Regions from separate parts of the Homo sapiens genome. Here region 1 is linked to region 2. Evidence: chromatin loops called from intact Hi-C (ENCODE). Cell type or tissue: PC-9. All regions are shown on one strand. Links, peaks and the distances in the headings refer to the core of each region. The heading gives the core; the rest is flanking DNA. Region 1 overlaps ZNF366 (zinc finger protein 366). Region 2 holds the start of ZNF366 (zinc finger protein 366).

Evidence for each region. Hi-C counts contacts between places; a loop is a spot of excess contacts. Peaks named below come from ENCODE experiments on the same cell type or tissue, not always from the same donor. Only the 100,000 strongest peaks of a DNase experiment are listed, where the experiment ranks them.
Region 1: a loop joins it to region 2, with 7 times the contacts of the local background. A loop is called at or near these places in 6 of 110 quality-filtered maps.

What each region holds. Positions count from the first base shown.
Region 1 is chr5:72,428,061-72,443,661 of GRCh38, forward strand. ZNF366 (zinc finger protein 366) reads right to left here. Exons shown (of 5, transcript NM_152625.3): 5 at 11,843-15,601. Among named protein-coding and RNA genes, the nearest start is that of ZNF366, 72 kb to the right of the region's middle. RefSeq lists a silencer at 10,225-10,314. In PC-9, for the core only: no CTCF peak of the experiment used is centred there; no DNase peak of the experiment used is centred there.
Region 2 is chr5:72,505,177-72,520,777 of GRCh38, forward strand. ZNF366 (zinc finger protein 366) reads right to left here and starts at 2,234. Exons shown (of 5, transcript NM_152625.3): 1 at 2,075-2,234. In PC-9, for the core only: no CTCF peak of the experiment used is centred there; DNase peaks (open chromatin) are centred at 9,275 and 10,245; H3K27ac peaks cover 2,436 bases.

The DNA.
Region 1 (15,601 bases), core at 6,851-11,850, 77 kb before region 2:
TGTGTCTGTCACTAGGAAGAGTAATCTGCTGTATGGGGAATCCTGGGGAATAGAGTAAAATGAGAAGGCAGATGTAAAATAATTCTCCCTAACGTTATGCCATCACACCCGGAGTAATATTAATGATCTCACATTTGTGTTTGGTCAGCCTAGGGACACAGAGGAGGGAAACTGATGTGATGGTTTGTGGGTCAGCTGTGTGTCAGGCCTTACTCTAGACACATACCTGTGTAGTCACTGGAGTAGGTGTAATAAGAGCTAATATGTTTTGGGTGCTTATTTTTCTTTAGGTATTTACAAGCATTATCCCATTTACATCTCACAATTCTATGAGGTTTGTACTATATGACTCCCAATTTTTCAGATGAAGAAACTAAAGTTTAGATGGGAGGAATAATTTCCCCAGGGCTTCACAGCTAGTGTAAGACAGAACCAGGACTAGAGCCCAGGTATTCCCTAGTCCACAGCCTGTGCTCGTCACCACCACCCTGAATTATTGTAGGGGAGGGAACTGGCTCAAAAAGAGTAAGTAAAGGGTATGTAACCCCGGTTCCACAGCCAACAGGTGGCAGAGCCAGGATTCACAAAGAGTCTGTCTTGACGTCAAAGCCAGGTTCTTTCACTAGAACCCTTCAACTCTGCTGCTTCCTGGGCCCATGGTGGCCAGGAGAAATTTAAGGGGAAATGTGATTCTTTCTGGAATGCAAGTTTGAACATGGTAGGATGGAAAGATCTAGGGCTGCTATTGAGAAACATGTGTTCTAGTGTTGACTCTCCATAAACTTGCTGGGGGGTGAAGGGCCAGGGGACGAGGTCTCAAATAAATCATTCTGTGTCTTCAGACAAATAACTGCAAGCCAGTTGGCTTTTATGAGCTCCCTAAGGATCAAAGCTAGAAGTGTGAAGGATTTGGACATTTTAAAGTTGAATATAAATGTAAGACTTGACTTTTAAAATTCCTTCTTAAACCATGTACCTTATGACAAGAGAAATGTTATACTTTATTGCTTAGATGAATAGAAATAAACTGCTTGTGGTCAGGAACCATGTTTCATGGTTCTTACAATACTTAGCACTCAAGTCCTTCTCCACTGTTACCTTGGAAAGCATCGGAAAAGGAATTTCTACTGCCAGGGAAGACATTTAAAATTTGGGGTAGGGGAGAGGTGTCTAGATTGACAACCTCAACCTATTGTACGCATTTAAGTAATAATTGTAATAGTTGTTAATATTATACCTAGTTAATTTACATAAGTAGAATTCTAGATCATTGCCTCGAAAGGAATTTAATCATTCTGCTTATAATTTGGGAGCTTTCTATATCGCTTATGTATTGTTGCTTATTAGGGTAGTCAGATTGACAGACTGATAATGGCCTCACAAAACTGTTAAGTTCATTTAGGACAGTGACTGCATCTGTAATGCTTACTCTGGGGTCTCCAGAGCCTCCCCAACACAGTGCCTGCCATGTAGCAGGTGCTCAATGAACATTCATTGAATGAGTAAATGAAGCTGTGGGTCCTCTTGTTTTGATTTCAAAGGGAAAAGTCTTGGTTGGCAAATACTACAGAAAAATTTTTAACTTTGAAACAAAGTATCAAGGCTTTGCATATGATGACTATAGCTTATCTTCAGTGGCTAAGTATAGGCTTTTATCACTAAATGCCTCATGTGAGTACTTAGCCACGTTGGTTCTTTCTCTCTAAACAAACAAAAGCCCCATAGAGGTTTTCTGGGGTTTTTGCTTGCTTGCTTTCTGAAGTTTTTACAGTTTAAAATGTGCAAACTTCAACAAAGGGGTAGACCCAGTAACTTGAATCCTGGTTGGATACATGTTCTGCTACTTCCCTGTGCATGCACATCACCACCTCCACCCACCCAAAGGGAAGATGCAGTGCTTGTCTACTATTCACAGGCAAGTCCTAGGAAAGATTAACCCACAATATTTGTGATGCAAGTTTTATAGAGGTCAACCAAGGGCACAGTTAGCTATTAGGTCACCTTGCAATGCAGGATAAAGGGAAGATAGGATCCAGGGTGGAAACAGAAAATGGAATGGTAAAACAGAAGAAAATGCCCTAACTAGAGTAAAGACTTGATATAGTTTGGTGTTCATCCCCTTGAATTCTCATGTTGAAATTTATTCCCAATGTTGGAGGTAGGGCCTAATGATAGGTGTTTGGGCAATGGCAGAGGTGGGGCTCCCTCATGAATAGACTAGTGCCCACCCACCCTGGGCAGAGGGGTGTGAATTCTCCCTCTGTTAGTTCCTGAGAGAGCTGGTTATTGAAAACAGTCTGCACCTCCTTTCTCTCTTGCCTCCTCTCTTGCCATGGGATGTCTGCACACGCTGGCTCCCCTTCACCTTCCACCATGAGTGGAAGCAGCTTGTGACCTTCGCTAGAAGCAGATGCTGGCACCATGCTTCTTGAACAACCTGCAGAACCATGAGCCAAATAAATCTCTTTTCTTTATAAATTACCTAGCCTCAGATATTCCTTTATAGCAACACAAAATGGACTAAGACAAAGCTTCTATTCAAAACCCAGATAGGGTCCTTGTTGTTTGAAGGATAAGAGGTACAGAACAACAGCACAGCTATAGGAATAAACCCCATATAATTCACTGGGCATCCAGTTTCTATTTATGAGGAGCAGGTACAGTTCATCTTTTATTTTTTATTTTTATATTCGTGAGAAAAGAAGGGAGATTATGAAAGTAAATATGGATCCCAGCATTAACAGCTGAATATATAAAGGAATTCAAGTGCTTTAATTAAAAAATTATGACCACAGTGAGATACACTTCACACCCATTGGGATGGCTATTATTAAAACATGGAAAATAACAAGTGTTGAATGAGGATGTGGGAATAATGGAGCCCTCGTGCATTGCTGGCGGGAATTTAAAATGGTGCAATTTCTGTGCAAAACAGATTGGCAGTACCACAAACAGTTAAACATAGAATATTACCACATGACCCAGCAATCCCACTTCTAGGTATATGCTATGGTTTGAATGTGTCCCTCAAAGTTCATGTGTTGGAAACTTAATCCCCACTGCCACATTGTTCAGAGGTACAACCTTTAAGAGGTGGTCAGGTCCTGAAAACTCTCCCCTCATAAATGGATTAATGCCATTATCTTGGGAGTGGGTCCCTTTCTCTCTCTCACCCATGTGATGCCTTCTGCCATGGTATGATGCAGCAACAAAGCCCTCACCAGATGCTAGTCCCTCAATCTTGGACTTCCCAGTCTCCAGAACCATGAGCCAAGCAAACTTCTACTGTTTATAAATTACTCAGTCTGTGGTATTCTTTCATAGCAGCAGAAAATGAATCAAGACAGTATATACTCAAAATCAAAATGGAAAGAACTGAAAACTGAGACTCAAATAAATATTTGTACCCCAATGTTCATAGGAGAATTATTCACAACAGACAAAACGTAGAAACAACCCAAGCATTCATTGATGGATAAATGGATAAACAAAATGTAGTATAAATATATATAATGAAATATTATTCAGCCTTAAAAATGAAGGAAATTGTGACATGTGCTATAACATGCATCAACTTTGAAAACATTATGCTAGTAAAATAAGCCTAAGATAAGGGACAAATATTGTGTAATTTCACTTCTACAGGGTACCTGAGTAGTCAAATTCAGAGTCAGAAAGTAGAATAGAGTTTACCAGGGGCTGGGGAAAAGAGATAGTGGGAATTATTGTTAAATGGGTGCAGAGTTTCTGCTTGGGATAATGGAAATTTTCTGGTAATAGTGGGGATGATTGCACAACATTGAGAATATACTTACTGCCATTGAATTATACACTTAAAATGATAAATTTTATGTTATGTATATATTTCTTTCTCTTTTTTTTTTGGAGACAGCATCTCACTCTGTCACCCAGGCTGGAGTGCAGTGGCGCGATCTTGGCTCATTGCAACTTCCCACGTTCAAGCAATTCTCCTGCCTCAGCCTCCCGAGTAGCTGGGACTACAGGAGAATACAGCCATGCCTGGCTAATTTTTTGTGTGTGTGTGTGTGTTTTTAGTAGAGACGGGGTTTCACCGTGTTGCCCAGGCTGGTCTGGAACTCCCAAGCTCAGGCAATCCGCCCACCTTGGCCTCCCAAAGTGCTAGGATTACAGATGTGAGCCACCGCACCTGGCCTGTATTTCTACAACAATAAAGATGATATTGTAAAACCTAAGAATAGGTTAATTATATTCACAATGTTGTACAACCATCACCACCATGCTCTGCTACCTCCCTCAGTGTAGGTCTGCCACAGTGCACAGCCAGGGGAAATGGAACCTGTTGGTGTTCATTGGCTGCTCAGTTGGCCTAGAATAGCTTTCCTACACCAGGAAATGGGGAGATGGGAATGCCAGTTAGCTGCCGAACCCACTAGAACGGCTCCACCACAACACAGAATTGCGGGGAAAGAGGGGCTATACTCCTCACCAGCTTCTCCGCTCAGCTCCTCCCCACTGAGCAGCAGCTGAGGGTGGGGGAAACTGTCGCCTGGATGCCCACCCAGGAGAGATCTTCTGTCTGTATAGGCTGGGGAGGTGGGAGTTGCCACCTGGCTGCCAAGCCCACTGGACAAGCCACCTGGAGCTGGGGAGGGGGAAGGGTGAAGATCCTAGCTTGATTGCCATGGCCTCTCACTGTTACTACTGAGTTTCTGTAGATTTGTTGAATAAATATTCCTTAAATTGTTGTAAGCCCTTTGGCCAATCACCAAAGATTTTTGAGTGATTGTCTTTTACCTGTTTAATAGATGTCTCCCTGGGAGAGAAGTTTCACTGGCATCATTACATTATCATTCTGGAAGCTCCTCTCTTCCTCATAGAGTTTTAATTAACCATAGTGGAAAATGCATCTTTTAAAATAGCAGCATTTTGTAGAAGTCCTCTTGAAGGCTTCTCCTGATAAATTCATGTATCAATCTTGGTCTGATGGAATTCTAAGGAGAAGAAGAGATAGTGGCTGTATCCAATTGCAAGTATATTTAAAACCTTGCTGAAGATGGTGTAGTAGTAGCCAGGCCCTTCGCTCAGAGAGCTAACAGTCTGAGTAAGGCAAAGCATTTGAGTAGATAAACCTGAGATCAAAAGTAAAGTATCCCTGCAGGAAGGTAAGGAGATTAATAGCATGGAGGCATATGGAGCTTTTGGAAATAGAGCCATTTGAAATCCACAAAATCACCTGTGTCTTCAGAGAGGGGCTTAGAGTGACTTCTAAGGGGATTAGACCCTGTTAACAGTGTGCTTCAGAGAGATGCATCAGTATACCTGACGAATGTTTATTGAATGTCCCTGGGGAGGCTGACATTGTAATTATCTGTTTCTGAGGCTCTGCATAACTTTGCTTTGATTTTTGCTTTTTTTTTTTTTCTGTAAGGACTTTGCCGTTACTGGGGATTTCATATTTCTTTTATTTTCAATTGGTTTTTAAGGAGGGAGAAGAGGCAATTGACTCTATGCCATTTGTATACAGTCTTGTAAAACCACTGCTGAAGATTTGAAATATTATTCTGACTTGAATAACTTGCCACTCCAAGTGAAGCTGTTTTCTTCGCTAGACTTGCCACAGTTTGGAAGGGAAGCTGTCCTTCAGCAATGATAAATGACACAGCAATTGTTTCTGCAAGTCCAGAATGATGAATAGATCTTGCTTCATCCAAAGCTTTATTTCCAAAAGCTTTGACACAAAGAGAGACCAATTTCATTATTGCTACATTCTAGAAGAAGAAACAAAACCATTTGCCAGCATGCTTAATATGATGAATTTCTAAGCTGAAAGCACTATCCTTGTAATCTTTTTGATGTCTCTTAATATATCTATCCATTTTCCTTACAAAGACCGTTTGTTTATTAAGATCCATTCTGTGAAAAGAGTCACATGGTGTATTTCAAACGTCCGTTTAAAATGATTCTTCAGGTATGATGCCAGAAGTTTTAATAGCCCTCCGCCTCCCCTTCACATTGCCTGTGTGATCTCTGGTGTGTCCTGCCAAGTACCCTCACTCTCTCACTTTCGTTGCCCAAGTGCATTCTGAGTAGCAAGGACTTCTGCTTGGACTCATTGTTTGGGTCAGGCTCAGAGAGAGCTCTTATGTTTTTTCTCATCAGCTAATAAAGATAAGGGGTGGCATCAGGGGAAGCATGCCTTAGAGATGAAGGGCAAATGGAGATCTTTGATTCAAAGAATGCGGCTCCATCACTTTCTCTCTTACATAAAAATTCTATTCATCCCACACTTCCTACTGCAAATCACATTGGTACACCATGACAATGCAGTAGATACACAAGGACTTTCCCACATCACACTACAAACACAGCCACCCTCTCTGGGGAACGTAAGAGAAACTTTTGGGCTTCCACTTCCCCTCCATTTGTTTGAAGGATCAAGAGAACACTGTTCCATTTTCAACAAAAATTAAAAAGGAAAATCATGAAAAGAGCCAACCTCCTCTTTTTTGTTTTCTCCCTTAATATATTGTTGCATCCAGGGAAGAGGAAACAGTGAGCGCCACTGATACTGGGTCCCCAGGGACCCCATAAGGGTCACTCCCCAGCTATCAAATGAGCATGTCTTCCTCCACTTGCAGAGTGAGTTTTTAACGGGAATGGAAGTTACTCTTGGCTCAGCTCTGATGTTGAAAAAAATAAAATAAAAAGAAAAGAAAAAAAGAAAAGAAAAAGAAATGCCACAGTGCTTCAGGGAACCAGGCTGTGTTCACACCTGGGTTTTCACAGGACAGAGATTTTTAGCTTTAAGGCTTTGGAGATTTGGAGAAAGGAGATTTCAGAAATCATTAGCCATGTTCCTGCCAGCCTCAGCAGGCCAGCTAAGAACAGTGTGTTCCTTAAGGGCAGGAACAAATTCCTTCCACATGTTTTGGTGTTTTTGTTTCTTCTTAACGTGCTATCAGTGATGCCATGGGCCAATTAACTTTGGGACTTAAAATGTGACGATATCTCATTTATTCTACACCGTTGCTAAATAAGATGATCATGGGATAAAATTTTCCAGGTAACTGGACTGTCATCCTTTGAGAACTGTATTTTAAAAATGGAAATGTATCTGGACTCCATTCAGTGAATAAAAACAATAAAGACTGTTAACTCTTTGATTGTGCAAGTTCATGTTCATGGGTGTATTACTTCATTGGCTGTATCAAAGATGTCCTCAAGGTCTATGGAGATGAAAAGGACTCTGCAGCCTCACATGATGGTCTTGAAATTCTAGCCTTTCCATTAGTTTTCTGATCTTCTAACTCAGTGTTCATTTGGCATTGTTATTCTGTCATTTCTTCCCAGAATCTGTGTCTGAGAAGCCTCATTGCCTTCCTCAGTCTTGACTATTTACTTCTTCACCAGTTGTAACATAGGCAAAACTGAGAGAAACCAGATGGACTTAGTTTTACATACATTACTTAGTAAATCTTCCCTCCTGCCAACTAAGTGAAGAGCACGGTTTTCATGACAGCATAAAAATCTAATTGATCCCTTCAGTCATTATGTGAGGAGATGGACTTTATATCAAGTGGCATTTTATTTTGAACTTAGAAAAATATGCATCTTATTACAATTTACCTTCAGTATAACAAGTCCATTGGACCTCCACGTCAGATTTTGAACCATTCATTTCTAAATTATTTGCTACCTCCTTAATCCAGGCCAGTATTATCTCTCAGAGATTATGGAAACTGCCTTTTGATGGTCTTCTAGCATCATCCTGGCTTTCTTCCAACCCTATCCACTATAGTCAGAATGAGCTTTCAAAAACTGAATCTCATTATTTCACCTCCTTGCTCAATGGCTTTCCATGTTAGCCTCACCTTGCCGCACACACCCTCTCCTGCTGTGCTCTACCACACCGTCTTAAGGGGTGAAGAGAGGCAATTGACTCAATCTTGTATGTATACACTCTTGCAAAACCACTGCTGAGGATTTTAAATATTGTCCTGACTTGGATAACCTGCCATTCCAAGTGAAACTGTTTTCTTCGCTAGACTTGCCACAGGTTGGAAGGGAAGCTGTCCTTCAGCAATGATAAATGACACAACAACAGTCTGTGCAGGTGGAAGATGATGAATAGATTTTACCTTATCTATCCCCTCATTTGACACAAGGTTGATACCAGTTTCCTAGAAGAAGAAACAAAATTATTTGCCAGAATGCTTAATATAATGAATTGTTAAACTGGCCATACTTTATATATATATATATATATATCTCCCAGGACCTTTGCATCTGCTGTCTGCTCTATCTGGAATGCTCTTCTCTCTTTCCCTGGCCTGTTTCTTCTATACTTCAGTTCTCAAATTAAATTTCACTTCCTCAGATAGGCAATTCTTCACCATTTTACTTAAAGTAGGCATTCACTATTATTCTCTGTCTAGGGTAGAGCATGTGGATAGACATATGAGAGTGAACACAGAGTATGAAAATCTTTATATCACATGTTAATACACATCATTAGATAGCATCTACCATGGAGTAGACATTAAATAACCTGGCAGACAAAAATGACCTCACCAGTTGACTTCAGCCACCCCAGTGCTGGAGCAAAGAACATGTGAACAAAGTAGCCACATTGGCAGACATTACACACGGGTCCAACAGCAAGAACTGCATTTACAAAGGCTGATCTAGCTACTACCACTGCTGGATATCCAACATGCCAACCATGAGGACTGGTGATGGGTTTCCAGTATGACACCACTGCTCAAGAAAACCAATCAGTCACTTGGTAAGATGTTGACTCTAATGAGCTCCTTTCATCCTGAGGGGCCAGTGGTTCCTCATTACAGGCATAGACACATACTCTGGGTATATGTTTGCTTTTCTGCTCATGGGAACTTAGCCAGCACTACTATGCAAGGGATGGGGTTATGGAATGCTTGCTATGTTGGCATAGAATCCTATATAACATCGCATCAAGCCATGGCCTTCAGCTTATAGTAACTGAGGTTAGAAATGAGCCCTGGCCACAGGATCTACTGATCATATCAAATATGCACCACCCAGAAGTGGCTAGCTCCCTACAGTGCTTCTTGGAGGCAATACTCTGGAAGGATGGGGTGCCACCCTCTGGTATATAATTGAATCAAAGACTTTTATGTGCTGCTATGTCCTAATAGAAAGACTGCATAGGTCCAGGGACCAGGAGAGGAAGTGGGAGTGGCCCCGCTTGCCATCACTCCCAATAACACTCTGGGGTGATTGGCGGGTTGCAGGGGGTGGTGGTGTTGTACTTCTTATCATGTAACTCTGGGCTCTGCAGGGTTAGAAACTCCCATTCTCAAAGATGGTACACTTTCACCTTGGAACATAGCAAGAGTATCATTAAATTATAAGCCACAGCTGCCACCTGGACACTTTTATTCCTTGCCTCCAGGGTACAGAAGACAAGGAGAAGACAATCACCATCTTGGCAGAGGTAATTGACCTGATCATCAGGAGGAAGTAGGGCTGTTGTTACAGTGGGTCAGGAAGTATAGTATTGAACCCAACGACCTACTTAGGCTCATTTTGATACTTCCTGGCCCACTTGTGATGTTAAATGAACAGGCACAGCAACCTTATTCCGCAAAAGGCATATGTCAAATAGCATATGAGCTGCTGTAACGAAACACCATAGACTGGGTGGCTAAAACAACAAACATCTATTTCTCACAATTCTGGAGGCTGGGAAGTGCACATCAAGATGCAGGCAGATTCAATGTCTGGTGAGGGCTCTGTTCCTGGTTTGCAGAGAGCTGCCTTGCTACATCCTCACATGGGAGAGAGAGAGAAGGCCTAGTCTCCTCCTCTTCGTCTAAGGGCACTAATCACATCATGAGGGCCCCATACATAACTTAAATCCAAACCTAAGTGCCTCCCAAAGACCCTACCTCCAAACACCATCACATTGGGGATTATGGTTTCAAGATATGAATTTTGGAGGGACACAAATATTCAGTCCATAGTAGCATGGTGACAAGGGCTCAGACCTCTTGCAGATGAGAACCTGGATGAAATCACTAGGAAAACCACCAAGACTGCCAGAGGTGGTATCTGATGGTGAGGGGAGTCTAGACTGGGTAATGGAGAAAGAGAAAATGAGTATCAGTTTTGGTCCCTAGATTCATTGCAGCTGTGGGGGCTGAAATTTGTGGTCACCTTCTCTTCTAAGTTTTCAATCGAGAAGAGAAGCCCACTGGAACCTGCAGGAGATGCTTCATGAATATGCATGAATAAGTGGACTGGGGTGAGGCAGAGATGAGTCACCTAGTCTCTCTTCAAGGAAGCACTTGCACCTGAGCTATGAGAGTGCAGTTGGCAGACAGCCTCCACCTGCCAGCTCCTTCGGGGTCTGCCTCAGTTGCAGAGAGTCACACCTTTCCTGGGGAAGCCCACATCTGGTGACTGAGCCAGGCAGGGGTGTAGAGGAATGGACATTTCGGTTCAAATTGGCACAACTCTGATGGGCAACATTTGCCCCAGAGCTGCCCACCATGCTGGCTGAGGCTTTGTCAGGGCTGCACTGCAGGTTGCTTTCTTCCTCTGCTCAATCTTTCTTTCCTCTTCCCTCTTTTTACTGGTGTTCATCCTTAATAAGTAGCTTCCATCCAAATTTGTCTCAGCATCTGCTTCCAGAGAACCCAACAGGCTATAGGCTATATGCTTTGCCTGCTACAGACAAAGGAGAAACTTGCTAACTAGGTAATTTGGGGCATATACATACATATGCGACTATGTAAACCACCTGGCACAGTGTGCTTGGTATATCACAGTGTTCAATATGTGCTGCAGTTTTGCTGTTTTAAAGGGAAGCTCCCCAAGAATGGACAGTCCCCCATGCTGACACAACTTTGTGAGGTTTCTGCTGAGGACAGGAAGCTGAGTGCTCAGTCTTCTGGCCACATTGTTGACAATCGCAGTACCTAATTCTTTTTTTTTTTTTTTTTTTTTTTTTTTACGGAATCTCGCTCTGTAGCTAGGCTGGAGTGCAGTGGCGCGATCTCAGCTCACTGCAACCTCTGCCTCCCAGGTTCAAGCAATTCTCCTGCCTCAGCCTCCCGAGTAGTTGGGACTGCAGGCACGCACCACCACGCCCAGCTAATTTTTGTATTTTTAGTAGAGACAAGGTTTCACCATGTTGGCCAGGATGGTCTCGATCTCTTGACCTTGTGATCTGCCTACCTAAGCCTCCCAGAGTGCTGGGATTACAGGCGTGAGCCACTGTGCCCGACCTTGCAGTGCCTAATTCTTAACTCAGCATCACTGTGAGCCCAGCACATTCCAAGTGTCTTGCATGTTTTAAGTCATTTCAACAACCCAGTGAAAAAGGTAGAGTTCCTAGTCCCATCTCACAGATAAGGAAATGAGGTGCAAAGTGGTTCATGAACTGGTCTGAGGTCCCAAAGATTGGAAGTGGGAGAGCTGGGCTTTGAACACAGGCCACCTGGGAGCAGAATTTGGGCTTTTGCTTATAGCGTCTACTGCCTCTTTGTTGAACTTTATTTTACAAAGAATGTGAGGCAGAATGAGACAATCCTGCCTTCACCTCCCACTTGCCTGTGACATCCTTCCAGAATAATTTTTTTTCTGAATAGGAAAGGGCAACAGGATGAGGAAGATGTCACCTTCCTGCAGATAGATTGAAATTCATTCTTCTCTTTCTGAAGCCTGAGAGAGGGAGAATCCAACACACTTGTATCCCTGGGGCTGAGGAGTCAAGCACTGGGAACCACCCTGGCCGAGGGTATAATGGAAGGAGTGAGATGTTGACAATGTCAGCTTCCTTGCAAAATTTCAGTTATCTGCAAATAATTAACTCAGCTTTTTCAACATGTCTTTATTTGCTTAAATTAACAAAATATAGGTTACATGCTCTTTTCAGGTAAACTGCTTTTTCAGTGAAGCAGAAAGCAATATTCACAACTTGGGCTGCTATATACTTAGAGTTTTAGTTTTTAAATAGCAAGCCAGAGTTCTGTACAAAATCAACATTTGGTGTAATGTTGTCCAAATATGCGAAGGATTTCAAACGTTAGCTCTGTTATATTTTGTTCCAGCAAAGCAGACAAAGATCATAATTCAAAACACCATGTTAATATTTTATTAAATGCGTTCAGGGCTTAATAAATACAGTATGCACATTGAGCTTTCTCATGCAACTACTCATATACAAATATACCAGTTACTCTTGTGGGTTTATGAAAGGTCAGCCTTAGTCTCATGGCCGGTGGGGAGTCAAATTTTTAAAAAGAGAGACAGAAAGAGGAATTGAAAGGTAACATGAGGAGTAATCATAGGAAAGAATAAAAAGAATAAAAGAAAAATATGCCACTTTGCTGGTCCATTGATTTGTTCAAAGTGACAGTGGTCAAAAGGCTGGAAAGCATTTGGTAGTGACCTATTTTCAGAGTCTCACAATATGATATTCTGGTTTTGGAATGCTGGTAATCTTGGAAGGCTTCATCCCTTAGTTCTCTGAGATGGCCCACATGGACTCTCCTTCAAGGCTTGCCTTCTGGTTCATCAGCTCATTAGGCAAGGCTGGCCAACCCTTCCCTTAACTCTGTGCTCTTGCATAAAGTGTCCATGTAATTTCTCACCCAAACTGGAATACTTTTGAGAATTAAGGTGACACTTGAATAATTATCCTGGGACAACAGGTCTAAACCACGATCATCCCAGGCAAACCAGGATGTTGGTCACTCAACAGCATACAAAACCAATGTTTTAGCATTGGTGCTCAGGTTAATGCTGTATTAACCATCAGGTTAGATCTAATTAAGTGTCTTATGCCCAGAGTCAACAACTAAAAACAGGCCCTGGAATACACTCCATAACAAATTGTTTTTATTTCTCCTAGACCTTTTTACTGCCTCCAAATAAAATTTTACTTAGAATGCTAATGTATAAATCAGATGGAACTTGAGCTGCTTGGAGTGAGGTGGGTGTGGGAGTTGAGAGCTTCTCCTCCCCTTACCACTCTTCAGAGGCCTAAAGATGACCTCTGGCTTCTCAAAACACAATCTGAAAACCACCATTCTAGACCATACTCTCTCTGTCTCAACATTAACTGGTCCCTCAAACATTCCCATGAGGTTTGTTTTGGTTGGAAAGGACTAGAGCCTGTTACTCTAGAATTTCCTGGTTTCCATTCCAGCCAGGCATACTCAGAACCAAACGGCATTCTACAGGACGTGTGGTCAAACACAGCACATAGTAGGTCCTCAACACATGGCCGCAGTGTGAATAAATGTGTAACCAGACCCCAAGAGCTGGAAGCCTCCCAGGCCACACTGCCAGCATCCTGGGCAATTTCATCAGAGGCACTGATGAGCTATATTAATACTGAATGGAAGGGACTTGCCCCTCTGAGGACTTGGAATGGGTTTTTGACCCAGAGTTGTGCTTGTAACCACAGAAACCCACAGTCTTCTCTTCACAATCTCCGTTGCAGGTGCCCTTACCTCAGGACATAGTACTCTTAGCACTTCATGGTGGTGGGGAGGCTGACAGGAGAAGCTTTAGGCAAGGTGGCAGGGGAAATGGGTCAGAGATGGACACAACACATGGGTGAGTGATGACAACCAGGTGGGGCTAATGGGGCAGCACCTTGGCCTACAGAAAAGGCCAGCCCCCAGCAGTTGGAGATGGACATGTCTTCTAAAGGAATGTACTGGGAAATCTGGGATAGGATGAAGCACAATAATAACCAGTACCTAGCTCTACAAATACGAGTCAAAACTACCAAACAAGAAGTTTTTACATAAACAGACACAGTACCAGAGGGTTATTGCTATGGGCAGTCACACGTACACGACACCCAGTCAGTATTGCTTTTCTCAGTGCCAGTGCCTAAGTAAGTCTGACCTGCTGGGCCCATCCCACCCAATAGAGTCATTTCCACTCACTGGCATCATGGTTCAAGCATCTGGGAAGAAATAATGAGTCACCATAGGCCAGTCATGCATTTTTTAAACATAGTAAGTGACCATAAACATCACAGGCATCATCTTCTAGTATAATGTAAAAAGTGTGTATCTATATATAGACTGTGTGTGTCCGCTCATAAGGCTCTTACAGACAGGTAAGAAAGCCTAAGTCAGCAGTATGATTGTGAGGTCTCCTATTCTCAACCTTAAAGAGTCTGAGGCTAGGAACAGAAATACTTATGAAGTCTCTGGGAAGTGTCCTGGAAGCCACAGAAATGGTGAGTTCTATTTTAGTCCCCTCAATCTTCTCAATCTTGGCTGCACATAAGAATTGCCAGGAGCAATTTGGAAAATTTCAGTCCTAGGGCTCCACTCCAGATCAATTAAATCAGAATCTTAATGGGTAAGGCCTTGGTTTGGTGGTTTTTTTTTAAAGGTCACCCCAGATGCTTCTAATGTACAGCCAGCACTGAAAACACAGTCCAGAGTCTTCTTTACTAATGATTTGCTGTCAACTATTCTAGTACCCCAAATAAGTCAGAGCTTAGATTTCTGGGAGAATTCTCTGAGGTCACCCCCCCAGCTCTAGCTCTGAGGAGAAAGCCCCCTGGTCACTGGTGACAAGTCTTCCTGCATCTGTCCTTTTTTTTTTTTTTTTTTTTTTGAGGCAGAGTCTCACTCTGTCACCCAGGCTGTAGTGCAGTAGCGTGATCTCAGCTCAGCTCACTGCAATCTCCACTGCCTGGGTTCAAACGATTCTCCTGCTTCAGCCTCCCGAGTAGCTGGAACTACAGGCTCCTGCCATCATGCCTGGCTAATTTTTGTATTTTTAGTAGAGAAGGGGTTTTGCCACGTTGGCCAGGTTGGTCTCAAACTCCTGACCTCAAGTGATCTGCCTGCCTCGGCCTCCCAAAGTGCTGGGATTACAGGCGTGAGCCTCTGCGCCCGGCCCCTGCATCTGTCTTATGGGGCATGAGGCCTCAGAGCAAGACAGCAATGGTCTCCAGGAGGGAGCCGTGCTCGAGAAGTGAGGGTTTGTCTGAGGAGCCAGGGCCCCAAACATCATCATATCATCTGAAAAATAATGCTCCAAATGCTCAATCTGATGAAGACAGCCGACACAGAACAAGAGAATCTAAGTATTCTAGGTCACCAGTTTCCCTTAGTCAAAATTATTCTTCTCCTGAAATTTTACCTTATATCTGCAGCAACTACTGGAGAGCATTCTCTTCAATAGCTCATCCTCCTGTGCCATTTCTGACATTTTTGGTTATAGAATAAAGGCTATTTTTATATATATGACGACTAATATTTTCATCTATATGGAAAATATTATAACCTTCACAAATTCACCTAAATAGTTATTAATAAGGTGACACCTCAAGCACCATATTTTTGCAATTAGAAATTTACCATGTATTGCATATGAATCAAAGGAAAGTAGAATTTCTAAAAGCACCTCAGCATCAGCTTACAATTAGATATCTGGAAGAATACTCACAGTTTATTATACTGGCAATGCATAAAACGCCACTGATGAAGACCCTGCACATGTGTGAAGGGTATCAAGGGCCCCGTGAATGACCTGAGAAGGCTTTCCATTACCTACATCCCTGCTCATTTAGTCTAAGCCATTTGTAGAGATTGGTACT
Region 2 (15,601 bases), core at 6,830-11,829:
AAAAGAGCCTCTGATGACCCCCAAATAATCACACACTGGAAGTTTCCACAAATGCCAACTCACTCTTTGGCGGTGAGTGAGTAAAGATAGATTGAGTGGTAGTGACTTCGATGAAACTAGTCGATGGCTTTTATTCTTCGGGTAGCTAAAATTCATTTCCCCCAGTATCCAAGAAATATTTTCACAGCAATGACTTAACAACTTAAATGGAAATATTGAATACACTTTTTTCTTTAAAAGAAAACTGCATATCCTCAGCTTCTTAATCTCAAGCCATAGTCATGCTAGCAGTGGGGCTGTTTTCTGAGCCACTGGCCTACCCACCTTGTGCTTTCCTTGTCTTTAATTTAATTGCCTTCCTTGTCTTTAACAAATGACTCTGCTGTCATTTGTTTCCTATTGTGTTGCATCTGATGCTTTTACTCAGTAAACAAAACTAGAATGTGTTCTGTGATGTTGTTTTAGTTGAGCACAAAATTCAATACATTATCAAGAGAAATGAAACTGAAAGGAGCAAGTCAAGATCGCAGACCTGCGTTTTCTTCTGGGGCCACAGTTGCTGATAAATGATGCAATAATGCCCTCGACAATCTATTCCAGCTACCTCTTGATCTGAAGATCTATGGAAATGGAGTAGTTAGGGGAGGTGGTAGGGTAGCAGTAAAACACTTTCAATTGTTATTAGAATAATTTTGCATCCGCAAGCTGGCAAACGCTATTCACGTCTCTTTACATTGCTCGTTTTATGATGCTCCTAAAGAAAATCCTTGAAAAAAGGAGAAGAAAAAAGAGGTCTGACTAATGGAACAAAAGCTACATCACAGTCTAGTTCTGTCATGTTTTCTCATCCTTAGTAAGATGATGGTTCAATTTTGAATAAAGATTAATTACTTGAATGTGGTTAAAGCATAGTCTAGCCAAATTAATTTTTAAAATGAGAGTCCAGCTATTTTTATCTTATTCTTCACATCCCAGGTGATTTCAATCAGTAAATTTCATAGCAGTGAATATTTTTAAAAAGTATGCTTGGCCATTGGCTTTTACCCATTCGGCATCTCTCTGAATTAAAGTATTAATATTGGGAAACATAACGAGTCTCTCGGAGTGACCTTGCTGACCTATTTTTGACAACATGATTTCGGCTCCCTCATGGCTTGCGATGATAGGTGCTGGTAACATTATCCTTTATGACTAATCTAATTGAAGCAAGTTAGACTTTTAAAAACTAGTTGTGTATGTTAGCTTGACTAGCTTGCTACGCCCTATTTGGTGCTTGGAAAACCAGGCACTGGGTGAATGCTTTTCAATTGCGTCTGTAACTTAGTTTTTCCCTCCTACTGACATAAATGATCCATCTTAATCCTCCCATTCTAGCTGCATATTGTTTTCCAAAACTAAAGCTATATGCCCCAAAACCTTTGCCTTCTATCATGTGGCAGATGACATCTTCCACTGACAGTGAATAATAAATTTACACTCAACCCGCATGGGGAACCTGAACACATAAGCTCCCCACATGCAGAACTATTTCCAAGTGACATTCCCTTCTCTCTTTCCCTTCTACTTCAGTGATGCAGAATAACCATCATATAACAATTAACAATCCTCCTTTAGGGGGATGCTGAATGGAAAGAAAAGAACAGGAGAAGGGCACCTCAATCCAGGTAACGTATTAACAAAAACCCCAGAGCAAACCACAGTCCTTAACAGACACCCTGATAAGGCTCCCAGGACACAGTACTGAGGAAGAGCAAATTCTCCAGTGGGACACATCTCACACGCCAGTGGCTCCTGGTTCTCCCAGCCACATGATCTGTGCCAAAATTCAGATTTAACGCAGTGTCCTCTTTAGTCCCAATGTAATTCTATTTCTAGTTTTGCCAGCCTTAGTTCTGCAAAGCATCAGTATTCTCTTACCAAAAAAAAGTATTAGCTGAAATTCTGGGCCATCTATCACTTATACCCTTTGGTTAAGGACTACTCCCAGTAAGGTATTTTCTGTTGAAGATGCCCACAGCAGTATCCACCCAGGAACCTTGAAAAGGAAGCAGAAATGATTGCATGGGTAACTTACCAGCTCCTGAGGTCTGAATGGCTGCAGCAGCCCCACTCCTTTACCTGATCCCTGCTCTCTCTGTCTCTCTCCCTCTCTCTCTCCCTCTTTCTCTTGTGTACAGATTGCAGGGAACTTAAAGAACTCGCAGGGACAGTGTTTCGAATGACTTAAGAAAGAGAACAGGAACAATACTTCGTTCTCTTTTTCTCAGATGAGTACCTTCGGGAAGAAGGAAGGAAGGGAGGGGAGAGGGAGGAAGTCAACAACCCTTTGCTTTCCTGAAAAAAAATAAGGAAACAGAAGATAGACATCTCATTTTCTCTTAAACAAAATGTTGGAAGGGGCAAAAAAAAAAAATCTTTGAAAAAAGGAATTCCTCAAATATGTTCTCTGCCCTGGGAGCTTTAAAGAGATGAAACGCCTTAGTGGCCTGTCCTGTCCAAACAAACGGTGTTCCAGACAGGCAGGCTCTCCTGAGCCTGCAGCCTCTGGTATCTGGTTTGCAGAACTGACACAGCCGAAAGGGAACAAATCATGTCATGTCGACTTAGAGCAAGGGAGAGCTTGGCCTGTTGTGCTAACCAAGGTAAACCTGCAGCCTGTAAGACAGTGTCGGGGCTGGGCAGCCAGGACTCCTGGCTTTTCTTAGGCCCTTTGAAACACCAGCATTGCTGCAATTCCTCGCTGACTCTAGATCCTTAGAGTTTTTCCAGGATCAAATAGCAGATTTATGCCCACCGAACTTTATACAGTGGACCCAATCCAGCTTCCATCACTGATGGATGAAAAAGGAAAAGAAGCAACTAACCACAACTGCTGCCGGCCATGGTTATCTCAGATCTGTTGTTTATATTATTCTATCCTCTACATTCCTAAGGCGTCTTGGATTTAATCACCTCTGGAAAACTGGAAGGAGATTTCTAATTTGTTTTCAAAATACTGTGAAGCAGCATAGGGTTTAGATAAATCAGCCATGGTGTTCGAAAAAAGATAGGGGAGGCAGGAGCAGTTAAAATGGAGGGAGTAACCTTTATCAAGGTAGAAGACTTGGGGCTTCAGCAGGCAGGCATGAGCTTGCTTAGGCTAGTTGCACTTAGGAATAAGCTTGGTTTTAACTTCTCTGATTTGTGTTATGTCTCTTGTGTCCCTTATTCATCTGGTTAGGACCATTTTCACTGTGAACAGGAACCAGCAGTTATGTAGACCTTTGTGGCAGCAAAAGAAAAACCAGCCTTACACTACTTCCTCATTTCACCCAACTGTGAAAAAAATGGGGTGGACAGATACACCTGATTGCAAAGAGTCATGAAAGTGAGTTCAGGGGAAGAATGATTCTGATTCAGTGACCCTGTAAGATTTTGATTGAGTCCTTATTGGCCTATAGGATTATGTTTTTATTCTGACAGATATTTTTCTATCATCTATCTGTCTATCTATCATCTATCTATCTATCTATCTATCTATCATCTATCTATCTAATCTATCCATATATCTATCTATCTCCCTGTCTATCTAGTTATCTGAATATGTGTGCATGTATCAGAGAGAGACATGAAGATTTTGTTACTCGGTAGGTGTGCACAAGCCAGAGCAGAGTCCCATTCCTTGCATCCGCCACAGCACCAACACTGGCACAACCCATGGCACTGAGTTCTGGCCTGGGTGACCCAGCCTCACCAACAGTGGGGAACACGGATGACCAGAGACAGTCTCTTTGGTTCGCTTAGAGCCACACGCCAACACGTTCCTGTCTCCTGATCCCGGCTCTCGGGCTCTTTGCCCTCTGCTGGCCTTCCTCTACATCCTGCCTTTGTAGAAATGGGAAGGGAAATGAAAATGAAAATCTGAGAAAGCCAGGGAAGGGCATGAGGGAATGGAGCAGGAAGGCCTAGGAATGGAGTCTTTTAAAGGGGGAGAAACACTGGGGCAAACCTTTGAGTAACCGGAGGTGAAACAAGCAGGCAGCTGAAATTCACAATAAAAAAGCAGACGTCCTTGGGAGTGAGGTGGGGTGAGGAGAAGCAATAGGGAGGGGGCAAGGTGTGCGGGGCATCAGCAGCAGAGGAAAGGAGGGACCCAAGGAACAAGACGCTCATGGTACCAACTCCTCACAGGCAGGAAACCGCCTCTGATCACTTGAAGAATCCATTGCAGCTGCACACAGGCCTTCCCATATTTTTACTCCTCTTTGCACCCTCAAGGCAAGGCCAGGGCTGAGCCCCAGGAGTCCAGGCAGAATCCAAAGGATTTCCCTTTTAAGTCTGCAGAATGTGGGGACTGTCACGTTGAGGCTGTGTTGTTGTCTCCAGGCCAGCTGACCCGCCCAGACAGCCTGGATGGGGACATGTGCCATTTCAGGCTGCACGGCTTTGACTGAATGGGGCAGCATCCAGTCGGGATCTGACATCATCCCCGCAGCCAGCCAGGGGACTCTCAAGGCTGCCTTGTGCCAAGCTGCTCCATGCTCACACCGCGTTGCAACCCTGCCTGTGAAATTCACAGAAAAGGCTTTTCCCTCTTTCCTTGTGCTGCCAGTCACCTGAACAGTCACCCTCTAAAACTTGTGAAACCACCCACTGGGTGTCAGGAGCAGAAATTCCTAACCCTCCCATTAGGTTTGGCAGGACAGATTTCTGATCAGTCCACTGGAGCTCTAACTCTGTCCTGGCCTATCTGGATCCTGACTAAAAGTGAAGGATCCAACTGAGACGCATGAGCAGGAATGGCATATGGCCTTGGCTCTCACCCCTCAGGAAAGCCCCATGTTGCACAGCGTATCATAGAGATCACTTGAGTAGAGAGAGGAGCTGCCCACCCCTGGGACGAGATAGGAGGACAGGAGAGAAACCTAGGTGAGGACAGTGCTGTGACCCTAACCCTCAGAACCAGCACCACAGAAATAGGTGCTCTACTCAAAATGGCGTCCTGCCTCTGAAGCGTCCTAATTTGTATGGCACCAGCTTCCAATGACACAGACTCTGGGGTTATCTGTTGACTCCCAGACTAACTTGACTTCAGGTCATGGAGGTAGCAGCGTAGGAGAAAATGGAGAAAGGTTTGGAATAGAACATATTCTTCAGAAAAGTACACAAAACGTAAGTGTACCGGTCAGGGAACTTCACAAAAGGAACATATCTGAGTAGCCAGCCCTCAGATTAAGAAAGAGGACAGAGGCCCCCCAAGCCCCTCCTGTCACTACCTCCTCTCAGGTGCCCTGACTTCCAGCACCTGACATGGATGCACATTACCTGGTTTTGAATTTACATGAAAATGGCATTGGCTTGCACTTCATTTGGTTTCTTTGCCTCGATAGTATATTCATGGGATTCGTCCCTATTGTTGAGTGTAGCTGTGGCTCATTCGCTCTCATTGCTGGATAGGGTTTCATTCTGTGAATATACCACCATTTAGATGTCTGTTCTACTTAACACAGACATTGGATTGTTTCTAGTTTGGAGCCATTACAAATGGGCTGCCAGGAATATTCTTGTCCCTGCCAGATGTCTTTTTAGAAGCCTGATGCAGGACTCATCTCTCTCCAGGAAGATTGGCCACTCCAGTGACTCAGTCTTTCTGTTTGGTATCCTTTGGCACTCACTTCCTCTCAAAGGGGATGCATAGCATAGATTTAAAAAAAGAAATCAAATGACTTTGATTTGAGGACACGGCCATGCCTTTGGAGACACTGGCAGAGTTCCTGAGGCGCTTGGGCACTGGTTAGGAGCCACTGTTCTCACTTCCTGCAGCAACCTGGAGATGCTAGTTCCTGCTGCTCTGAGTCATGCTCCAGCGGCTCCCCATCTCCACTACAGATTCGATGGAAAATGTGTCTCTCCTCCCCGCTCTGGGCTTCTCACGAACATGCTGAGTTTTGTTATATGAAAGTGCAGGGGGGATGGCGCAGTCCCCGGCCTGAAACTGCTTTGAAACTTCCTTAGTTTCTTTGATTTATTGTCTTCAACTTGCCAAACCCCCAAAGCCTCCAAGTCCCAACTCTCAAAAATGTGAGAATGTTCATTTCTTTTTTCCTTTTAAATTTTTTTTTAGCATGAAAAGATAATATGAAGGATTCATTTAGACAAGTTATTGAAGAAAGTCTATTTTATGCATCCAGTTTTTTCATATGACAAGTGGGGATAAGAACACATCTATTTTGTACAGTATTTGGAGTAAATAAGAATAGGTTAACATCTTTCACATACTTACCATGTGCCAGACACTTCTAAACACTTCACACATCAAACCAACTTAGTCATCACAACAGTCCTATGAAGTAGGTGCTATTATCGTCCACCATCCCCCTGCCCTTTTTACAGATGAAGGAACTGAGTAATGGAGACATCATACTACCTCCTTGATACCACACAAATAGTAGATTTCAAACCCAGGAAATTCTGGCTCGGAGCCCTAATTTTTAACCACAAAGCTAACATACCTTGCTCTCTAAACTAGCACTGCATGTCGCATAGTAAAAACTAATGACTGCTCCCTAAAATTGGAGAACCACAGGTTTATAATAGACACAAAGGTTCATTGGGCAACCCTTTAATAAGCATGTCTTATGGACCAGGAAGCCCCATGCTAGGTGTGGTTAACGTGCTTCTGGATTTTATTGCCTCGTAGAGGAGAGATACGTTAAATAAATCAAACAAACCATACCTGAATACCTAAACAGTTACCACGGCAGTCAGTGCTCTGAAGATTAAGTCTGGGAGTTACAAGAGCATATAGCAGGGGACCAAATCTGGGCAAGAAGGTCAGGAGGCTCTTCCTGAAAATGGCATGTCAGCTGAGACCTCAAGAATGAGCATGAGTCAGGGAAGATGGTGAGGAGCAGCTCATGCAAGGGCCAGTCAGACAGGTCTGGGTTCAGATTGTGACCTTGATCCTGAGAAGGGTGGGAAATCATTAAAGATTTTACTAAGGGTATAGAATGATCAGGTTTGCATTTCAGAAAGACTATTTTTGGTCACTGTGCAAAGAATGAAGGAGGACAAGAGTGGGAGCAGATGAGCAGCTGTAAAAATCTAGGCTAAGTTCAATCCTGCCAATAGGGCCTATCAAGAGACATAGGTGGGCGTGTTGTAACCACCCAGTGGGTTCACTTTGCCTGCTGCCTAGACAGAGCCCATTTATCAAGACAGGGGAATTGCAGTGGAGAAAGAGTAATTCACACAGAGCTGGCTGTGAGGGAGACTGGAGATTTTTTATTACTCAAATCAGTCTTGCCAAGCATTTGGGGATTGGAGTTTTAAAAGATAATTTGGCGGGTAGGGGCTTGGGAAGTGGGGAGTGCTGATTGGTCAGGTTGGAGATGGAATCACAGGGGGTGGAAGTCAGGTTTTCTTGCTGTCTTCTGTTCCTGGGTGGGATGGCAGAACTGGTTGAGCCAGATTACCAGTCTAGGTGGTGTCAGCTGATCCACCCAGTGCAGGGTCTGCAAACTATCTCAAACACTGATCTTAGGTTGTACAACAGTGATGTTATCCCCAGAAGCAATTTGGGGAGGCTCAGTCTCTTGGAGCCAGAGGCTACATGACCCATAAACTGTAATTTCTAATCTTATAGCTAATTTGTTAGTCCTGCAAAGGTAGACTGGTCCCCAGGCAAGAAGGGGGTCTTTTCCAGAAAGGGCTATTTTCAATTTTGTTTCAGAGTCAAACCATGAACTGAATTCCTTCCCAAAGTTAGTTCAGCCTATGCCCAGGAATGAACAAGGACAGCTTAAAGGTTAGAAGCAAGACGGAGTCAATTAGGTCTGATTTCTTTCACTGTCGTAATTTCCTCAGTTATAATTTTTGCAAAGGCGGTTTCAATGTCAGTGCCTGGAGAGGTCATAGGACAACCAAGTTTGAGAGCTGTGCTCAGATGTTGTATGACAAGAGTCTATTGGAGAATTAATATAGGCAATGCCTGGCCTAAGAATAACTGGCTTATGAAAGCTTCCTACTTTCAAACAGCAACATCTACCATTGCCCTGCCATCCCCAATTTCCAGAGCCTCCAAAGCTGAGTGCCTACCCTCCTTTATTCCACCCCAGCCTCCTGTCTGTTTGCCTTGCCTTGCTGTCATTGTCCCATGTCTAAATTTCTCAATACTCACCCAACAGAGAGCTCCTTTTCCTTTAACACACACCCAGTGCTGTTACCAAAAAGCTAGTGGCATCCTCCAAGCTAGCCCAGGAGTGGTAAGTGGGAGGGATGGAGTAGAACTCAGTGTTTGAACTACTAGCATTGGGGAAAATGTACCCCAGGCGTTCCATGTAGAACCCAGGCTGAAATTTCTAAGAAAACTGTTACACTTTGTAGATTGCTGGTGTTATAACAGAGTTCCAGCACATATGGTTTTAAGAACTAGTCTGGGGATATAGGAAAGAAACTCTCAGTTTTTCCTGCTATGCTTTCACAACACAGAACACTTCTGACACCAGATGTATGAGAGTTTTCCCCACACACCTAGGAATCAACCAATTCTTCAGTAGACACCAGTAGGGTGTCCTAATTCAATTCAGTGTCCACACTATCTACCTAGAGACAGTATCAGATCCCACAAGTTGAGGATTCAGTCCTATGATACTTTCCTCCACTTCAGATGCCAATCAAAAGCCCCAGGTTGTTTCACCTGTACTTCTGACTAATCAGCTATAAATCAGTATGCCCATGACCCCCTCCTCAGGTTCAATTAATTTGCTAGAGTAGCTCACAGAACTCAGGTTACTTACATTTACTAGTTTATTATTAAGGATATTACAAAGGATACCAATGAACACCAGATGAAGAGTTGGATAGGGCAAAATATGGAAGAAGGAGGGCGAAACTTCCATGTCCTCTCTGGGCATGCCATCCAGAAGCTCTCAAACCCAGTCCTTTTGGGTTTTTATGAAAGTTTCATTATATTGGCATGATTGGGTAAGTCATTGGCCATTGATATCAATTTAACCTTCAGCCCCTCTCCCCTTCCTGGAGGTAGGGGGGTGAGGCTGAGAGTCCCAATTCTGTAATTACAACTTGGTCTTTCCTGTGACCAGCCCCCATTCTGAAGCTACCTTGGGCTGCCGGCCACCAGTCAACTCATTAGCATACCAAAAGACACATCATTTTGAAGATTCCAAGGATTTTAGGAGTTGTATGCCAGGAAATGAGGACCAAGGCCAAATATATATTTCACCATATCACAACTGGCTTGCGGACTTAACCACCAAGGAACATGCAGTCTGAGCTCCAAATATCTGGTATGAGCAAACAAACATTTTTAAGTTGGGGAATGGCTGTAGTCATACTACAAGTAAAACAAGTCCTCCTTGTTTACTCTTTTTTTTTTTTTTTTTTTTTTGAGACAGAGTCTCGCTCTGTTGCCCAGGCTGGAGTGCAATGGCACAATCTCAGCTCACTGCAACCTCTGCCTCCCAGGTTCAAGTGATCCTCCTGCCTCAGCCACCACTAGTAGCTGGGATTACAGGCACGTGCCACCATGCACAGCTAATTTTTGTGTTTTTAGTAGAGACAGGGTTTCATCATGTTGGCCAGGCTGGTCTCGAACTCCTGACCTCAGATAATCTGCCTGCCTCAGCCTCCCAAAGTGCTGGGATTACAGGCATGACCTTGTTTATTCTCTCTTGGATTGCTTGCTTTGGGGGTAAATTAGCAGCCATGTCATGAGGATACCCAGGTAACCCATGGAGAGATCCACATGGAGAGAAACGGAGGGCTCCTACTAACAGCCTTTTGAGTGCACTGTCAACTGTGGGTTTATTATTAGGCTAATCATTCTCCAGTATTCATTTCCGTAATTTAGTAAAGCTCACCTTTTCACAGTCTCCTCCAGAGAGGTTGTAAAGCCTTTTCCTCTGCTTGTAGGCTCTCTTCAAGCATTCTAAATGCTTATTTATGTGTCTGTGGCACACCAGGGACAGGAAATAACTTTATTTATTTTTATACATTAAATTAAATATGATTAGAGTTCCCCTCCTTGACAAAGTTGGCTAACAGTTCTATATCATTATTTTTAATGGATCCCACATGGATCCTTCCTTAGGTAGTCCCAGACCTAGGGCTCAGGCAGTTTCAGGAAGACAGCACCGAGCCTTTATCCACGCTGGGTCATTCATGGTCCTCTCAAGGGGGCTGGTTCCCCTGGTGACTCTACACACTCAGTGTCAAGTTCCACCACAAGAATGTCTGCCAAATCTATTTGACTATTGCCTCACGCCCAGATCGCCACAGTTGCCCCTGTCATCTCTACAGTCCTATGCAGGTGTAATGCAAGGTTGCTGCCACTCTAAGAAAACCCACAACGTGTCTCATTTCCCAATCTTCTGGGATTCAACTCACACCAGGGGTCAGGCTTCTTTCTTCAATTCCATTGCCATGTCTTCCAGTCTCATTAAATCTAGATCAGTATTTAGCTCTAAACTCAACTTTTTAAATCATCCAAGCAGGTAACACACATGTGTTAAATAAGTGTGCTATGTTTAATACAGAGGATTTGGTGGGGAGTATGGCAAATTAAAGAGTTTGTGTTCAATATAAAGTGTTTTGTGAGCACATAGGCCTAGTGTGACCATATTTTTTTTAAAAAGTAAGAAAAAAATCTGAATACTTATGTGGAATCTACAATTTAAAAATTTTAGAATTGGGCCAGACATGGTGGCTCAGGCTTGTAATCCCAACACTTTGGGCAGCCAAGACCATAGAATTGCTTGAGGCCAGGAGTTTGAAACCAGCCTGGTCAACATAGCAAGACCCGTCTCTACAGGAGAAAAATAAGAAAATTAATTTAATTTTTTTTTTTTGATGGAGTCTCACTCTGTCACCCAGGCTGGAGTGCAGTGGCCCAATCTTGGCTCACCGCAAGCTCCGCCTCCCAGGTTCACGCCATTCTCCTGCCTCAGCCTCCCCAGTAGCTGGGACTACAGCTGCCCACCGCCACACCCGGCAAATTTTTTGTATATTTTTAGTAGAGACGGGGTTTCACCATGTTAGCCAGGATGGTCTCGATCTCCTGACCTCATGATCCGCCTGCCTTGGCCTCCCAAAGTGCTGGGATTACAGGCATGAGCCACTGCGCCTGGCCAAAAAATAAGAAAATTAGCTGGGCAGAGTGGTGCACGCCTGTGGTCCCAGCTACTTGGGAGGCTGAGGTGAGAGGATTGCTTGAGCCTGGGAGGTCAAGGATGCAGTGAGCAGTGATAACCCCGCTGCACTCAAGCCTTGGCAACAGAGCAAGACCCTCTCAAAATAAAATAAAATAAAATAACTTAAGAAAAAAATAAATTATATGTGTGAAGGGGACCTAGTGTTAGGGTTTTAAAATACGTCCCCAAATTCTTTGATGTTCCTTTCTTTGAGAGATGACATCTAATTACCTATCCTTTCAGTGTGAGTTGGACATAAAAGCAGGATAAGGCAGAAGTGACAGTAAGGGACTTAGAAGACATAGTCACTGAAGGCATTGGGGTTCCCTCCTTTTTTACACTTTCTTGGATTGCTTGCTTTGGGGGGAAATTAGCAGCCATGTCATGAGGATACCCAAGTAATCTATGGAGAGGGCCACATGGAGAGAAACTGAGGCTCCCACTAACAGCCTTTTGAGTGCACTGTCTTGGCAATGGATCCAGCATCCAGCCCAGTCACACTTTTAGACCATGGCAGCCCCTGCCACACTGAATGCAACCTCATCAGAGATCCTCAGCCAAACCACTCAGATAAGCTGTTTCTGAATTCCTGCCCTATAGAAACTATAAGATAATAAACATTTATTTTAAAACCAGCAAGTGTTGGTATAATTTGTTATGTAACAAAAGATAAGTGATATACTCAGCAGCTGAGAGGCTGCTAGTTTACAATTTTGGCTCTAACTTTTCAAACCAAATATCCCAGGTGGGAATATTCACAGGTGGGTGGCTCTCAAAGTTTGACTCTGAAACTGACTAAGGCTGTTAACTGCTGCATCCACCTTCACCACACCACCAACCAAGGGGTCTGCTGTAAAATAGTCACGTATTTTTTCACCACCCTGTATCGTATATGAGATAACAAAAAAGTGAATGTATTAGTGTCCCTTTGTAGACTACAAGCCACAGGAGTTTAACTCACCAACTACGCCATCGACTTGTTTATTTCTTTCCCACATTTGTTAGTGAGTGGAGGTGATGCTGTCTAGGCAAGTTTTCTTTTTAGGTGTCTTTTCTTCATAGATTTTACATTACCATGGGTTAGAAGATAAGCAGCTAATTTGCTTTAGATGGTGACTATACCTAGTGTTGCAAGTCCTTAACGAATGCCAGTTAATACTCTGAAGGCTAGATGTTGAAAAGATGTTATTTTGTTTAAAGGAGAAAAAAAATCAACAGAACTCTTTCACCAAAAAATAATCCTCCTTGGAAACAAATTCAAACAACAGAATGTAAGCTTCATGGGAATCAGACTTTGCTGGGTCACTGCTGTATTCCGGTGTCTGGAAGACACTTGGCATGTGAAATTTGTTCAACAAGCAACTTTGAATGAATGAATATGTGAGTAAATGAGACCAAAGAGAAGAGGCTTCACTTGGAGGAGGAGGATGTTTCTGTCCATGGGGCATTCGCCTTGCCCCACCCCTTCACCCACCTCGCTCTCAAAATATCATCATCAATGAGACACATTTGAGGTAGGCTAAGACTTCTTAAGAAATCTGGTTTGAAATCCAAAGAGTGGGAAGAACACCTTCAGACTAGATAAGAATAGATCTGGCTTCTACCCCCGGTCCTGACCACAAGGCCCTGGAAGTAGGCCTCTGCCACACTTCTTCAGTCCTAATTTCTTCCTCTGCAAAACGAGATCGAAGCTTCCAGCCTTAACACCAGAGGTTTCATGAGTCTGTCCCAAGCTTCCCCTTTTTTTTAACACCCTCCCCGAAGGAGGCGGGTCGCTGCTTGTGAGATGCTTTGAAGCTAAAAAACCCAAGGCCTCAGAGCGATGTGACCAGAGGCGCACAGCTTGGCACATGACCTGATATGACTGATGTTCAAAGCAGCTGTCAGTGAATAGAGGCAGCACGCACAAAGGAGCCAGCCAAAAATAATGAGAGCGGTGAAAAGAAAAAAAAAAGAAAAGAAAAGAAAGAAACACAGCAGGGCAAGGCTCCAGGGTCACTTGTGTTTCCTCTGGTCTAACCTCCTCTCTCTCCTCCACCCAGTCCTCAAACAACCCCCTCCTGCCTCCTCCAGAAGAAAAGTTAAAAGCTTTCTTTTGGAAACAGAGTAGTTTGCTTAGACTGCTGCTGTTTACCTTTGGTAGGACAGCCATTGGCGGTGAGTTCAAACACAGGAAAAGGCCTGTGTTCCAGGAAGAGCTGCAGACGGGCTGAAAGACCGGCCATAATGTTGCTGGATTGCACTATTCCCCACTGGTGTTCAGCCTGGGATCACACCAGGCCCTTGCCTCAACCTCAGGCAACCAGCCTCCAGCTATTTCTTGGACTACTACCTTCCCTTGGGAATATTGCCCCTAAAACAAGATGGTGTGGGATGGAGGGATGAAGAAGTAAGGGAGGGGCAATAAAAAGAGAAAAAGAGGCTTACACTACAAACAAAAACACAATAGCCTTATTTCTAGTCTAGTATGAAAAACATAATTATAACAAGCAGCAAACTTTGGGTTTACATTTGGAGGTTTTGTTATTTATTTGTTTTCAATTATTAACATCATCCTCTATGAACTAAGAGGTCCACATTTGTCAAAACAAGGCCACACATTCCCCAAGGCAGCTACCTCCAGACATCTCTGATCTATTGGTGAAAAGGAAGGGAAAGAATCTACCTCCCTATGTTTCAAAGTGATCCACCCTGAATAGGGTTATGCTAAATTGTGGGAGAAAGGAGGGAAAGCATATGAGGAAATACATGCTGTAAGGATCAAAATCTTCTGGGCCTTCCCCATTCCCCCCAGATTTCTTTCTGCTAATTCCATTTCAAAAACTCCCTTGGCTCCAAGGCACTAGATTCTCTGGTTGGGTCATTCTCAAGATTACCATGAGGATCTCACTTCTCTTTCCCTGATTTTAGAGTTATTTATGTCAAAATCTTTCTGTCTTCCAGAGAGCTCACAGCATCCTGTCTCCTCCAGAAGCTCTTCCCCAGCTGAAATGGAAGTGAAAGACTGGTAGTCTCCTCCTCAACCACCCACCTCCTGGGGCCCTGACTGTGTGGATGAACTCCTCACACCCAGGATTTGTGTCTCCAGTGAAAAGCAGCAATTTATCCTACACTGAAAATTTCCTGAATAAAAACAGTTCATGAAACTCTGGATGTAGTATTTTATTTGGTGTAGAATGAGTCTACAATAAGATCCTTTGTGTTCTCTGGTTTTTAGCAGTTTGACTCTGATGTTCCTGTGTGTGTGTGGGCATGTGTAGGTGTGTGTTTAATCCTCTTCTGCTTGGGGATTGCTCTCCTTCCTAAATTTGTAACTTTATGCCTTTCTCTAAATTTGAATAATTTTCACCTTTTACTTTTTTTCAAATATTTTTTCTGACCAATTTTTTTCTCTTCTCCTTCTCAGACTCCAGTTACATACGTATTAGACCTATTGATATTGTCCACTGTTCCCAGAGGACCTGCCCATTGTTTTTCAATGTCTCTTCTCTCTGTTCTGCACATTGAATAACTTCTATTGAATGATTTTAAAGCTTACTAACTTTTCTGTTATTTCTATTTTACTGTTAAGGCCAATCAGTAAATTTTTTATTTTAGATACTGTAATTTTTAATTCTAGAATTTTTATTTGGTTCTTTTAAGAAAAAAATAGTTTTTAGTTCTTTATTGAGCTTTCTTATCTTTTCATTCATTAGGAATATGTTTTTCTTTATGTCCTTAAGTATAGCTACAATAACCACTTTAAAATCTAGTCTGCCAATTCTATCACCTGTATTATCTTCAAATTGTTCTTTTTTCTCTTCAGAATGGGTCTTTTTTTTTCTTCAAATGTTGAGCAATTTTGGAATGTATTCTGTCTATTATAAATGATATATTGAAGAGACTCTGTATTCTGTTATGCTGTTCTAAAGAATATTGTGCAGCTTTTTCTAGGCAGGCAGGTATCTTGGCTGAATTCAAATTGCAAATTCTGTATGCCCTGAAGTAGGCAGCAGCTCAAATCCAAGTTGTTTTCTTAGCCTCAGCTGAGAGGCCTGAGCTCTGTCCCACAAATGTGAGACATAGGGTTCAACCAGAAATTTCTAGGCAACATTTGGGTGTCCTCTCTTTCTCCCTCTCTCTCTCTCTTTCTCTCTCTTTCTTTCTCTCTGATTATCTCCTTCATGGAATTTCCCTCTTATTTTCAAGAAGCTGTGGCCACCTTGAACTCTGACATTTGGTTCTGCAAGCCAGGAAAACTGTGGGTTTCTATCTGAGTTTCAGTGACCCCCCATGTCGCACCAGCTATAGCCTGCTCTCAGGATAAAAGCTACAAAAAAGAAAAACATAAAACTTAACTCGTGGTATTTCCTTCTTCAAGTATAGACTCTTCTGTAATATCTGCCTGTTTTTATTTGCCCTCAGATATTTTT